3 separate regions of the Homo sapiens genome follow, and all the other regions are linked to region 1. Evidence: read pairs that join two places in POLR2A ChIA-PET (ENCODE). Cell type or tissue: PC-9. All regions are shown on one strand. Region 1 overlaps XPO1 (exportin 1). Region 2 has its middle 100 kb from the start of XPO1. Region 3 has its middle 47 kb from the start of XPO1.

The links. ChIA-PET counts read pairs that join two places held together with the same protein. Peaks named below come from ENCODE experiments on the same cell type or tissue, not always from the same donor. Only the 100,000 strongest peaks of a DNase experiment are listed, where the experiment ranks them.
Region 2: POLR2A ChIA-PET joins it to region 1 with 5 read pairs; 15 of 35 experiments call an interaction of 5 or more read pairs at or near these places.
Region 3: POLR2A ChIA-PET joins it to region 1 with 7 read pairs; 18 of 35 experiments call an interaction of 5 or more read pairs at or near these places.

Annotation. Positions count from the first base shown.
Region 1 is chr2:61,524,757-61,528,756 of GRCh38, forward strand. It overlaps XPO1 (exportin 1), which reads right to left. Exons shown (of 25, transcript NM_003400.4): 3 at 1,664-1,765. Among named protein-coding and RNA genes, the nearest start is that of XPO1, 12 kb to the right of the region's middle. In PC-9, no CTCF peak of the experiment used is centred here; no DNase peak of the experiment used is centred here; H3K27ac peaks cover 993 bases.
Region 2 is chr2:61,638,270-61,642,269 of GRCh38, forward strand. No RefSeq gene overlaps it. Among named protein-coding and RNA genes, the nearest start is that of XPO1, 100 kb to the left of the region's middle. In PC-9, no CTCF peak of the experiment used is centred here; a DNase peak (open chromatin) is centred at 2,292.
Region 3 is chr2:61,583,077-61,587,076 of GRCh38, forward strand. No RefSeq gene overlaps it. Among named protein-coding and RNA genes, the nearest start is that of XPO1, 47 kb to the left of the region's middle. In PC-9, no CTCF peak of the experiment used is centred here; no DNase peak of the experiment used is centred here.

The DNA of each region.
Region 1 (4,000 bases):
AAAATTGGTAAGTTAGCGAGGCATGGTGACACGCACCTGTAGCCCTAGCTACTCAGAAAGTTGAGGCAGAAATGTCACTTAAGCCCAGGAGTTTGAGGTTACAGTGAGCTATAATCACACCACTGCACTCCAGCCTGGGCAACAGAGGTCCTGTCTCTTCAAAGAATTTTTTTTCTTTTTTTTTTTAGTATTTTTGCTCAAAAATCTGAAGTGACAGTCAAATCTGAAAGCCAATGATAAATCACTACAATCCAAACATTCTGAAGAATTATACTTTTGCCTTACATCTCCAAACTTGAGAAATCCACTGCTGAGTTATGAAGATGAGGGACAGATAACAGCAAAGACTAAATGAAAAAATAAATGCATGAAATGATCCCTATGGTAGAAATTTCTACTGAGCCCTTAGAAATACTTATTTTATGCATTGAATTCCCCTTTCCCCTCCCACCGCCCATGAAACAAAAACAATTGATGAACAGAATTCAGTTAAAGGGAATCAAAAGGGTAGACCTTGTGGAGGCCTGCCGTCAAAGCCTAGCTGTGTCAGTTGCACAGGAAGACACCCCTTTTCTTCCTATTACAAGCAATCAACATAATGGAACATTATGATTAATATCAGGTAGTGTTAACATCTTTAAAGAAAAAAAAATGATTGCATAAAAGCCAAATGTCATAGTGCATAAATTTAGCACCAAATCATTTGTAATTTATGTAAATTGAAGAATTCTTTACCTGTTGCTTTCTTTCTGTTCCTCTAATCATCTCATTTTTCACAAGACAAATTTGAGTTTTTAAAAATACTGTTGATAAATCAACTTAAACATTAGTAATGTCTGTCAGTATAAAAAGCAAAATTTACCAGGCAAGCAAACAGGCAAACACTGTTATGTTACTTAAGGTTAGCACTTTGAGGAAGTTCTGGACTGTATTTTTGACCTAAAATTTACAAGATGTCAAAACTAATTAATATTTTAAAACTGTTAATTAACAAAGTCTGGTTTCAGAAACAGATGTGAATATGGCTATCTTCTGTTTTAACACAATGTATATCAAGTGGAAACCTTTCGTGTATTAAACAGAATGCCATAGTATTTATTACTTTAAGGCAGTTTAAAGAGAAGCGTGAATCATCAAGCCTAAAACAGACAAAACACATTTTGATCAACCCTTCTGTTCAAACTTAAAAAAGGACCAGAATTATAACATTTTCCATTGTAAATAAAAACTGAGTGCTGTCCCATTAGAAGCCCAATGCCATGGAGTAGGGTTTTAAGCTGTCCACACAACTTGGTGTCAGAGGTGCCTGGCCTGTATTATATTGATTACTTGCCCAAAATAATTCCTTAATGTTATGTTTAATCTCTGAATAACATTCAGAATTTATGCTACTTAGACCTGTATACATATACTAAAAAGAAAAAAACAAAATCAGACAACCAAAAAAGCCACCTTGCATACTAGTCCCATTACAAAACTTCATTCATAATTCTTAGGACTATTTGCAAGAATTAATTATATGCTTAAGACTAAATTTTGAAACAAATTAACAATATAAAATAATTTGAGATAACAAATGCTAATACTAAAAATGAGATACCTTCCTCAAAGTTTATGACTGGAAGAAAAGAAATAACAGATTTTAAAACCACCACTTGCTTACTTTCGTATTCATATTCTGAGAAAATTCCAAAATTGTGTCGACTCTTGTCCAAGCATCAGGATGCTCCTTTAAATGTGTCAGTACTTCTTGAGCCATTCTTTGCTAAAATATTATTAAAAAAAACAAAACTTAAGCTAATGTATTCTTTTGAATCATTCATTAAAATGAAAACTACTGAGCAAGGCACAAATTCTAATTGGACAGAGATTCTATTATTGATGTTCAGAAATACTCAAAAATTAGACCTTACAGAAATAGAAATAAAATTATATAAATATGACTCCCAATTTTTTTTTTTTTTTTTTGAGACAGAGTCTTGGCTCTATCACCCAGGCTGGACTGCAGTGGTGCGATCTCAGCACCCTGCAACCTCTGCCTCCTGGGTTCAAGCGATTCTCCCGCCTCAGCCTCCTGAGTAGCTGGGATTATAGGCAGGTGCCACCACAGCCAGCTAATTTTTGTATTTTTAGTAGAGATGGGGTTTCACCATGTTGGCCAGGCTGGTCTTGAACTCCTGACCTCAGGTGATCTGCCTGCCTTGGCCTCCCAAAGTGCTGAGATTATAGGAGTGAGCCACCATGCCCAGCCAACTCCTAATCTTTAAAGGTGCAAATATTTTACTTATTTGAAACAGTAACATTTTTGGGAGTAAATCTGGTTTATTTTTTAGTCTCAAAACTGAACTGCATTTCAACCAAAGATCTATTCTGAAGCAAATAAGTTCTCAGCACTTAAATCAACCAAAAACAATATAAAAATTCTTATCTAGGCCAGTAGCAGTGTTTCATGCCTGTAATCCCAATACTTTGGGAGACTGAGGCAGGAGGACCACTTGAGGCCAGGGGTTCAAGACCAGCTGGCCAGTCTAGGTGACAGGCAATGTAACGAGGCCATGACTCTCCAAAAAAAAAAAAAAAAGAAAGCTGCACATGGTGGCTTGCACCTATAGTCCTAACTACTCAGGAGACCGAGATGGGAGGATCACTTGAGCCCTGGAAATCAAGGTTGCACCGAGCTATGATGGTGCCACTACACTTCAGCCTGGGTGAAAGAGCAGAGACCCTGTCTCTAGAAAAACAAAAAAAAGCACACCTACTTAGGTAAGTTATGTAATGTAGCAGGACACTCTGCTTTACAAGAGTTACCAAGATCTCTCTAAATACAAAAATACATTTCATGGAAAGACTGCTGAAAACTAGGTCTAATTAAACCACAAATCCCAAATACTTACATACCATTTGAGCTCTTTAAAGAGGGCTCCTAACATTTATTGTAACCATCCTTTCTCCATTCTGAAATTTCACTAATTTCATATATAAAATCTTTGTTTTGGAAACTATTTCCGTTTTTATTTTCATATTTTTAACATGCAACCCAGAAATACTAATCTACGTAGTCATCATCTTGTGCTTGTATCAGATTTTCTTTTAGCATAAAATAACTAAAGTTTATGGAAGTCATCTTTGTGCCTTTCCCTAGTGCCATTTCCTTCCTTTATTCCTTTTTTCTCTCTTTTTTTTTTTTAAAGTTGGAGTCTTGCTCTGTCACCCAGGCTGGAGTGCAATGGCAGGATCTCGACTCACTGCAACCTTCACCTCCCGGGTTCAAGCAATTCTCCTGCCTCAGCCTCCCAAGTAGCTGGGACTACAGGCACCTGCCACCACGCCTGGCTAATTTTTGTATTTTCAGTAGAGACAGGGTTTCACTGTATTGGCCAGGCTGGTCTTGAACTCCTGACCTCGTGACCCGCCTGCCTCAGCCTCCCCAAAGTGCTGGGATTACACCTTTGTTCCTTCTTTAAAAAGTAATGGCTTTCATCATGAACTTAGTGTGTCTTTTCCTGTCCACATTTTCACGGCATGTGTGTAAATTTCATGAATAGGGTTGTACGGCTACCAAATTTTATGTTAATAGTATACTTAAAAATCTTTTAGGCTGGGCACGGTGGCTTACGCCTGTAATCCTGGCACTATGGGAGGCCGAGGTGAGCAGATCACAAGGTCAGGAGTTCAAGACCATCCTGACCAATATGGCGAAACCCCATCTCTACTAAAAATACAAAAACTAGCCGGGAATGGTGGCGTGCGCCTATAGTCCCAGCTACTCGGGAGGCTGAGGCAGGAGAATCGCTTGAATCCAGGAGCGGAGGTTGCAGTGAGCCAAGATTCCCCAAGAATCAGGAAGATTGCCCCAGTGCACTCCAACCTGGGTTGACTGCGTGAGACTCCCTCTCAAAAAAAAAAAAAAAATCTTTCCTGCAATTAGTTTTTTTCATTTGACAGTTTTTAAGATCCAGCCATGTCGACATTTTATTTATATATATATATATATATATAT
Region 2 (4,000 bases), 110 kb after region 1:
AGATGCCAGAGAGAGAACAAAGTGAGCAGACAGCCTTGGGACACAAGGAAGCTGATGGGAGAAGTCCACAGGAAGCTTGGAGTTTCTTAATCCAGTCTCCTAGCTTTATTTTATTTTTATTTTTTATTAAGAGAGTCTCACTTTGTTGCCCAGGCTGGAGTGCAGTGGCGCAAATCTCGACTCACTGCAACCTCTGCCTCCCAGGTTCAAGTGATTCTCATGCCTCAGCCTCCTGAGTAGCTGGGACTACAGGCGTGCTCCACCACACCCAGCTAATTTTTGTATTTTTAGTAGAAACGGGGTTTCACCATGTTGCCCAGGCTGGTCTCCAACTCCTGATCTCAAGTGATCTGCCCACCTCAGCCTCCCAAGGTGCTGGGATTACAGGAGTGAGCCACCGTGCCTAGCTAAATCTCCTAACTTTAAAGATGAGGAATTCCAGAGCAGAAAGGCTAAGGGGCTTAATTCCAAGTCACCCAGTAAGTCAGTAACAAAGCCCAGACTAACATTCATGTTTTCTGACCCTTCATCCAATATTCTTAACTCTGTTTCTCTCTTACATATTGTGTAGGTGATCTCTTTCTTATTTCCCTCGGAGCGAGGAAAAGTTAAATTAGAAAAACTCTGAAGTATTCTGTTTGTGGGAGTTTGCTTCCTAACTTCATTAACTCTCACCAAAAAATTCTTAAATTATATTTATTATTATGTTAGTTTTTCTTTTCGCTTTGAATAATGTCCACAAGGTGACATCAGTGAATATGAAGGGAGTTACTAACAAGTGTATAGATTTTATTTTTAAAGCTTTTGAGTAATTCCACAAAAAAATTTTCTTTTGAGCAGACTGGCTGCCTACCTTGTCATAGACTTATAAGAGAAACAAGGGATGTTTCTTTCATTTCCCTGCTTTAAATATAAGGCCGAACTTAGTAATGCTTCTTTTTCTCTTTTTTAAATAAAACTTATCATGGTATGCCAAGAATGTTTAGTTGAAAAACACAAGATAAGAAGGGTTGAACTATCATTGAAATGTTATAAATTGCAACAGTTAATTTAGTCTCGTGCCTCCAGATTCGTGGTTATTTTAGAATAAAATTTCCTGGAAAAAAAAAATTGGTGATTGGTAGTGGGATTGGTTTCCGAGATCTGGTACTGTTAACACCCAGTTTTAGATATAGCTTTAGAATTTGTGATTGAGAGACCCCCTGCCTAGGTTAGGGCATGTGGGCCCTACAGACACACATTAAGACAATATTGAAAATTAGGGCTTGAAATTCCCAGATATCCTTGTGGGAAAAAAACAGTTTTCCCAAGGGCCTAATGACTTAAACAGATCCTATTGATACAGGAGTCAAGAAGAAACTACTTAGGCAGATAGTAAGGGTATGGCAGTCCTCGGTTAGGCTTTTCTTTTTAATGAAAAGCAGCCCCAAGTCATTTTCTTAACAGAGCAGCCTGTAAAGTCCAGCTGTAGACATAGACAAGCAAGCTGGGAGCTTGCATGGGTGAATACCTGCAGTAACCAGGGACTAGACATGTTCAAGATGGCGGGCTCCATCTTCCCTTCTCTGCCAGCCACGTGTACAATAAAGAGCAGAAAAGATGGCGTTGGCCAAGAAAAGTTCATTTGCATAATAAGATTAGGGTGGCGTGACCAGCCTTCCCCAGGTGCTATGTAAACGTCATACCTGCCAATCTGTGAGCCCTGTGTAAATCAGACACTGCCTTCTCAATCTGACTATAAAGTCCGGGGCATCGGGCACGGGCTGGTCTTTTCTGCTCGGAGACCCCTTTTTCTATAGAGAGCTGTTTCCCTTTCTCTTCCCTTCTGCCTATTAAACCTCTGCTCCTAAACTACTCCTGTGTGTTTGTGTTCTAAATTTTCCTGGTGTGCAGTGAAAAACCCCAGGGTATATACCCCAGACAATGCAACTGCTTCACTATTGTCATTGTACCCATCTTACCTCACTTAAGAGTTAGTGTCACACTTACACACACTTAAGAGTTGTGTAAAAACAGAAGGTGTTGGGCACCATAAAGACACTAAATACTGACTGGGGAGAGAACACAGGAAGTATAAGGCTTTTCTTCCTCCAGCTACTCCCCTATGCTTTGTGGGGAGGCACAGGGTCACTTTTTCATTTGTTTTGTTTTGCTTTTTGACTCTGGCAACAACTTACTTTAATAGGCCAATAATTTTTATTCAGATACTATCTGAGGCATTCAAACCAGAGAAACTCCATTTTGAATAGGGGCTGGGTAAAATAAGGCTGAGGCCTGCTGGGCTGCATTCCCAGGATGTTAGGCATTCCTAGTCACAGGATGACACAGGAGGTCAGCAGAGCTGGTATCAAGATACAGGTCATAAGGACCCTACCAGCTAAACAGGATGCAGTAAAGAAGCTGGCCAAAACCCACCAAATCCAAGATGGCGACAAAAGTGACCTTTGGTTGTCCTCACTGCTGCTTATATGCCAATTATAATGCATTAGCATGCTAGAAGACACTCCCACCAGCGCCATGACAGTTTACAACTGCCATGGCAACATCAGGATGTTACCCTAAACGGCCTAAAAAGGGGGAGAAACTCTCAGTTCTAGGCACTCCGCACTCCTATCCCAGAAAACTCATGAATAATTCACTCTTTCTTTAGCATATAATCAAGAAATAACCATAAGTATACTCAGGCAAGCAGCCCATGCCACTGCTCTGCCTATGGAGTAGCATTCTTCTGTTTCTTTACTACTCTAATAAACTTGCTTTCACTTTACTCTATGGACTTGCCCCGAATTCTTTCTTGTGTGAGATCCAAGAACCCTCTCTTGGGGTCTAGACTGGGACCCCTTTCTGGTAACAATATTGCAGTTACGCTCCCTAGTAGCATACTAAAAATTATTCTGGGCCGGGCTCATGCTTGTAATCCCAGCACTTTGGGAAGCCAACCAGGGAGGATTGCTTGAGCCCAGGAGTTTGAGACCAGGCTAGGCAACATAGTGAGACCCTGTTTCTACAAAAAATAAAAAAACACCAGGTGTGGTGACGTGCTCCTGTAATCCCAGGTATTCTTGGAGGCTGAGGTAGGAGGATCACTTGAGCTGGGGAGGTTGAGGCGGTAGTGAGCTGTGATCATGCCACTGCACTCCAGACTGGGTAACAGAATAAGACCCTGTCTAAAAAAATACATATATATATATATATATATATATATATATATATATATATATATGCATGTGTATATATATATACATGCATATATATATACACACACACACATACACACACACACATATGTATATGTATATATATTCTGGATCAACAATATATTTGTGCACCATCTAACGGTCCTAAAACTATTAAATTTCTTTCTTTCATCTTTTTTTTTTTTTTGAGACGGAGCCTTGCTCTGTCGCCCAGGCTGGAGTGCAGTGGCGCTATCTGGGCTCACTGCAAGCTGTACCTCCCGGGTTCACGCCATTCTCCTTCCTCGGCCTCCCAAGTAGCTGGGACTACAGGCGCCTGCCACTACGCCCAGCTAGTTTTTTGTATTTTTAGTAGAGACGGGGTTTCACCGTGTTAGCCAGGATGGTCTCGATCTCCTGACCTCGTGATCCGCCTGCCTCGGCCTCCCAAAGTGCTGGGATTTATAGGCGTGAGCCACTGTGCCCGGCCCTGTTCTTTTTTTTTTTTTTTTTTTTTTTTGAGACAGAGTCTCCCTCTACCACCCAGGCTGGAGGGCAGTGGCATGATCTTGGCTCACGGCAACCTCTGCCTCCCAGGTTTAAGCAATTCTTGTGCCTCAGCTTCCCGAGTAGCTGGGATTACAGGAATGTGCCACCACACCTGGCTAATTTTTGTATTTTTAGTAGAGAAGGGGTTTCACCATGTTGGCCAGGCTGGTCTTGAACTTTTGACCTCAGGTGATCCACCCGCTTCAGCCTTCCAAAGTGGCTGGGATTACAGGCATGAGCTACTGTGCCTCACCTTTAATTTCAGTTTCTTCATA
Region 3 (4,000 bases), 58 kb after region 1:
CTATCACAATCCGCTGCAGCCTCAACCTCCTCAGCTCAAGCCATCCTCCCACTTCAGCCTTCCCAGTAGCTTGGACTACAGGTGTGCAACACCACACCCAGCTAATTTTTGTATTTTTTTGTAAAGGCAGGGTTTTGCTATGTTGTCCGGCTGGTCTTGAACTCCTGGGCTTGAGTAATCTGCCCACCTTGGCCTCCCAAGGTGCTGGGATTACAGGCATGGGCCACTGTGCCTGGCATAAAGCAACTTTCTTAGTGAAAATATTCTATAACAGGCCAGGTGTGGTGGTTTACACCCGTAATCCCAGGACTTGAGGAGCCCGAAGTGGGAGGATAGCTTGAGGCCAGGAGTTCCAGATCAGCCTGGAGTATCCAGGCTGGAGTATCCAGAACATAGTGAGACCCTGTCTCTACAAACGAACAGACAAAAAAAGATTCTATAACATTCACCCAATAGCAATTGTTAAGTAGCAAAATAACTTAAATGCCACCATCTTCAGGGCTCCTTTCTAGCTCCAGTGCAGTTAGAAAGTTTGGATCTAAAGAAACATCTGAGGCCGGGCACGGTGGCTCACGCCTGTATTCCCAGCACTTTGGGAGGCCGAAGGGGGCGGATCACGAGGTCAGGAGTTCAAGACCAGCCTGACCAACATGGTAAAACCCCGTTTCTACTAAAAATACAAAAATTAGCTGGGCGTGGTGGCACGCACCTGTAATTCCAGGTACTCAGGAGGCTGAGGCAGGAGAATTGCTTGAACCCAGGAGGCAGAGGTTGCAGTGAGCCGAGATCTTGCCATTGCACTCCAGCCTGCGCGACAGAGCAAGACTCAGTCTCAAAAAAAAAAAAAAAAAAAAGCAGCATCTCATAGGCCAGGCGTGGTAGCTCATGCCAGTAAGCCCAGCACGTTGGGAGGCCAAGAGTAGGGGCTGGATCACTTGAGGCCAGGAGTTCAAGACCAGCCTGGCCAACATGGCGAAATCCTGTCTCTACTAAAAATGCAAAATTAAAAAAAAAAAATTAGCCGGAGATGGTGGTGCATGCCTGTAGTTCCAGCTACTTGGGAGGCTGAGGCAGGAGAATTGCTTGAACCTGGGAGGAGGAGGCTGCAGTGAGCCAAGATCACGCCATTCCACTCCAGCCTGGGTGACAGAGTAAGACTCTATCTCAATAAATAAATAAATAGGCCAGATGCAGGGGCTCATGCCTGTAATCCCAGCACTTTGGGAGGCTGAGGCGGGCTTATCATGAGGTCAAGATATCAAGGCCATTCTGGCCAACATGGTGAAACCACGTCTTCACTGAAAATACAAAAAATTAGCTGGGCATGGTGGCGTGGGCCTGTAGTCCCAGCTACTCAGGAAGCTGAGGCAGGAGAATCGCTCGAACCCGGAAGGCAGAGGTTGTAGTGAGCCAAGATTGTGCCACTGCACTCCAGCCTGGTGACACAGTGAGACTCTGTCTAAAAATAAAATAAAATAAAATAAAATAAAATAAAATAAAATAAAATAAAATAAAATAAAATAAAATAAAGAAGCATCTGACACTCAGACTTCTCTGCTCTTCTTACCGTATCCTATCCTATAATTAAAAGTAAAAATAGGCCGGGCACGGTGGCTCACACCTGTAATCCCAGCACTTTAGGTGGCCGAAGTGGGTGGATTACCTGAGGTCAGGAGTTCGAGACCAGCCTGACCAATAAGATGAAACCCCGTCTCTACTAAAAAAAAAAAAAAAAAAAAAAATATATATATATATATATATATACATACAACAAATTAGCTGGGCATGGTGGCGCATGCCTGTAATTCCAGCTACTTGGGAGGCTGAGGCAGGAGAATTTCTTGAACCCAGGAGGCAGGATTGCAGTGAGCCGAGATCGCACCATTGCACTCCAGCCTGGGCAACAAGAGTGAAACTCCATCTCAAAAAAAAAAAAAAAACAAAAAAACAGTAAAAACAATAAATAAATACATAATACAAAAAATTGGGGATGGTAGTAAGAGGAGTAAAATGCTGGGCGTGGTGGCTCATGCCTGTAATCTTAGCACTTTGGGAGGCCAAGGCGGAAGGATCCCTTGAGCCCAGGAGCTGGAGACCAGTCTTGTGCAACAGGGCATGGTGGCACACCTCTGTAGCTACTTGGGAGGCTGAGGCAGGAGGACTGCCTGAGCCCAAGAAGTCAAGGCTGCAGTGAGCTGTGATCTCACCAGTGCACTCCAGCCTGGGTGACAGAACGAGACCCCATCTCAAAAAAAAAAAAAGTAAAAATAAAATAAAAGAGTTCAAAGTAAAGATTTAAAAGTTTAACCCTGGTGACTTCCTAATCCCTAAATTATACTGACTTAAACTAATTCCACACTTACTGCCGCAGCCCCACCTCCAGAAGGGCAGTCATGGAAGGACCCTATTGTTCTGGGCTTCCTTTCTTTGTCCACTCCCAGCCTCTGAACAGTCACATTAAGCTATCCTTCTCCTGCTCTTTGAGATCTAAAAAAGACCTGGGGTTTTCCCTGCCACTGGGCAAGTTTATGACAAATATTGTTGCTCCCCTATTTTAAAACTTCCCTTTCCCCATAAGAAGCATTTCTGTGGTCACTGGGGACTTTTACAACTAATAATAAACGCAGATTCAAGAAGCTCAAAGGGATTCACATACACTTTTTAACAATGATGAAAGAAAGATACAAATAAACGGCCAGAAGTGGTCATCTCCTGGGAGGGGAGTGGGACGGGGTGGAGGGAGGTCAAGGGCAATTTAATCTTATCTGAATTGTTAGAATGTTTTGCAGAGGCAGGCATGGTGGCTCACGCCTGTAATCCCAGCACTTTGGGAGGCGGCGGCAGGAGGGTCGCTTGAGCCCAGGAGTTGCCTTGGGCAACATGGCGAGACCTCATCTGTACAACAAACAAACCTACAAATTTAGCCAGGCATGGTGGCACAGACCTGCAGTGGTCCAAGCTACTTGGGAGGCTGAGGCATGAGGACCTCCTGATCCCAGGAGATCAAGTCTGCAGTGAGCTGTGATCGCGCCACTGCACTCCAGCCTGGGCAACAGAGCGAGACTCTTGTCTCAAAAAAAGGAAAAAAGAATATTTAGCAAATAAAATATATCAATGGGCCGAGCGCGGTGGCTCACGCCTGTAATCCCAGCACTTTGGGAGGCCAAGGCGGGGGGATCACGAGGTCAAGAAATCGAGAGCATCCTGGCTAACACGGTGAAACCCCGTCTGTACTAAAAATACAAACAAATAAGCCGGGCGCAATGGCGGGCGCCTGTAGTCCCAGCTACTCGAGAGGCTGAGGCAGGAGAATGGCGTGAACCCGGGAGGCGGAGCTTGCAGTCAGCCGAGATGGCGCCACTGCACTCCAGCCTGGGCGACAGAGGGAGACTCCGTCTCAAAAAAACAAAAAAACAAAAAAACAACAATAAAAAAAAGAAAATATATCAATGTATTACTTAATTAAAGCAAGGAATCATGAAAAAAATGGAAGAACTACATGCTCATATTAAAGTTTTAATCTATACAGCAAAGGAAGTAAAAGTTGCCCACTCCTCATTCTCTAAGCCACTCTCCAGAAGAAGCCTCTGTTGGGAGGTGTTTTTATGCCCTTCCATTAATGTTCTAAGCATATTTACACATACCCAATTCTTTTTCTCTCTCTCTCTTTCTATAAAGTAGAATCACAAAGCATGGTTTTGAGTTTCCTTTATCTACCCAACATTTACTATGTCTTGGGTGGGATGGCTCTTAGCAATGTGCTCTCTTTTTAAAAATAAAATTTTTGACTTTAATTTTAATTCTAATTTTCCAGGCTGGTTAACATAGAAGACCCCGTTTCTACAAAAAAAAAATTAAAAACTAACCGGGCATGGTGGCACACCTGTAGTCCCAGCTACTTGGAAGGCTGAGGCAGGAGGATCACTTGAACCCAGGGGGTCGAGGCTGCAGTGAGCCCTGATTGTGCCACTGCACTCCAGCTTGGGTGACAGAGCAAGAC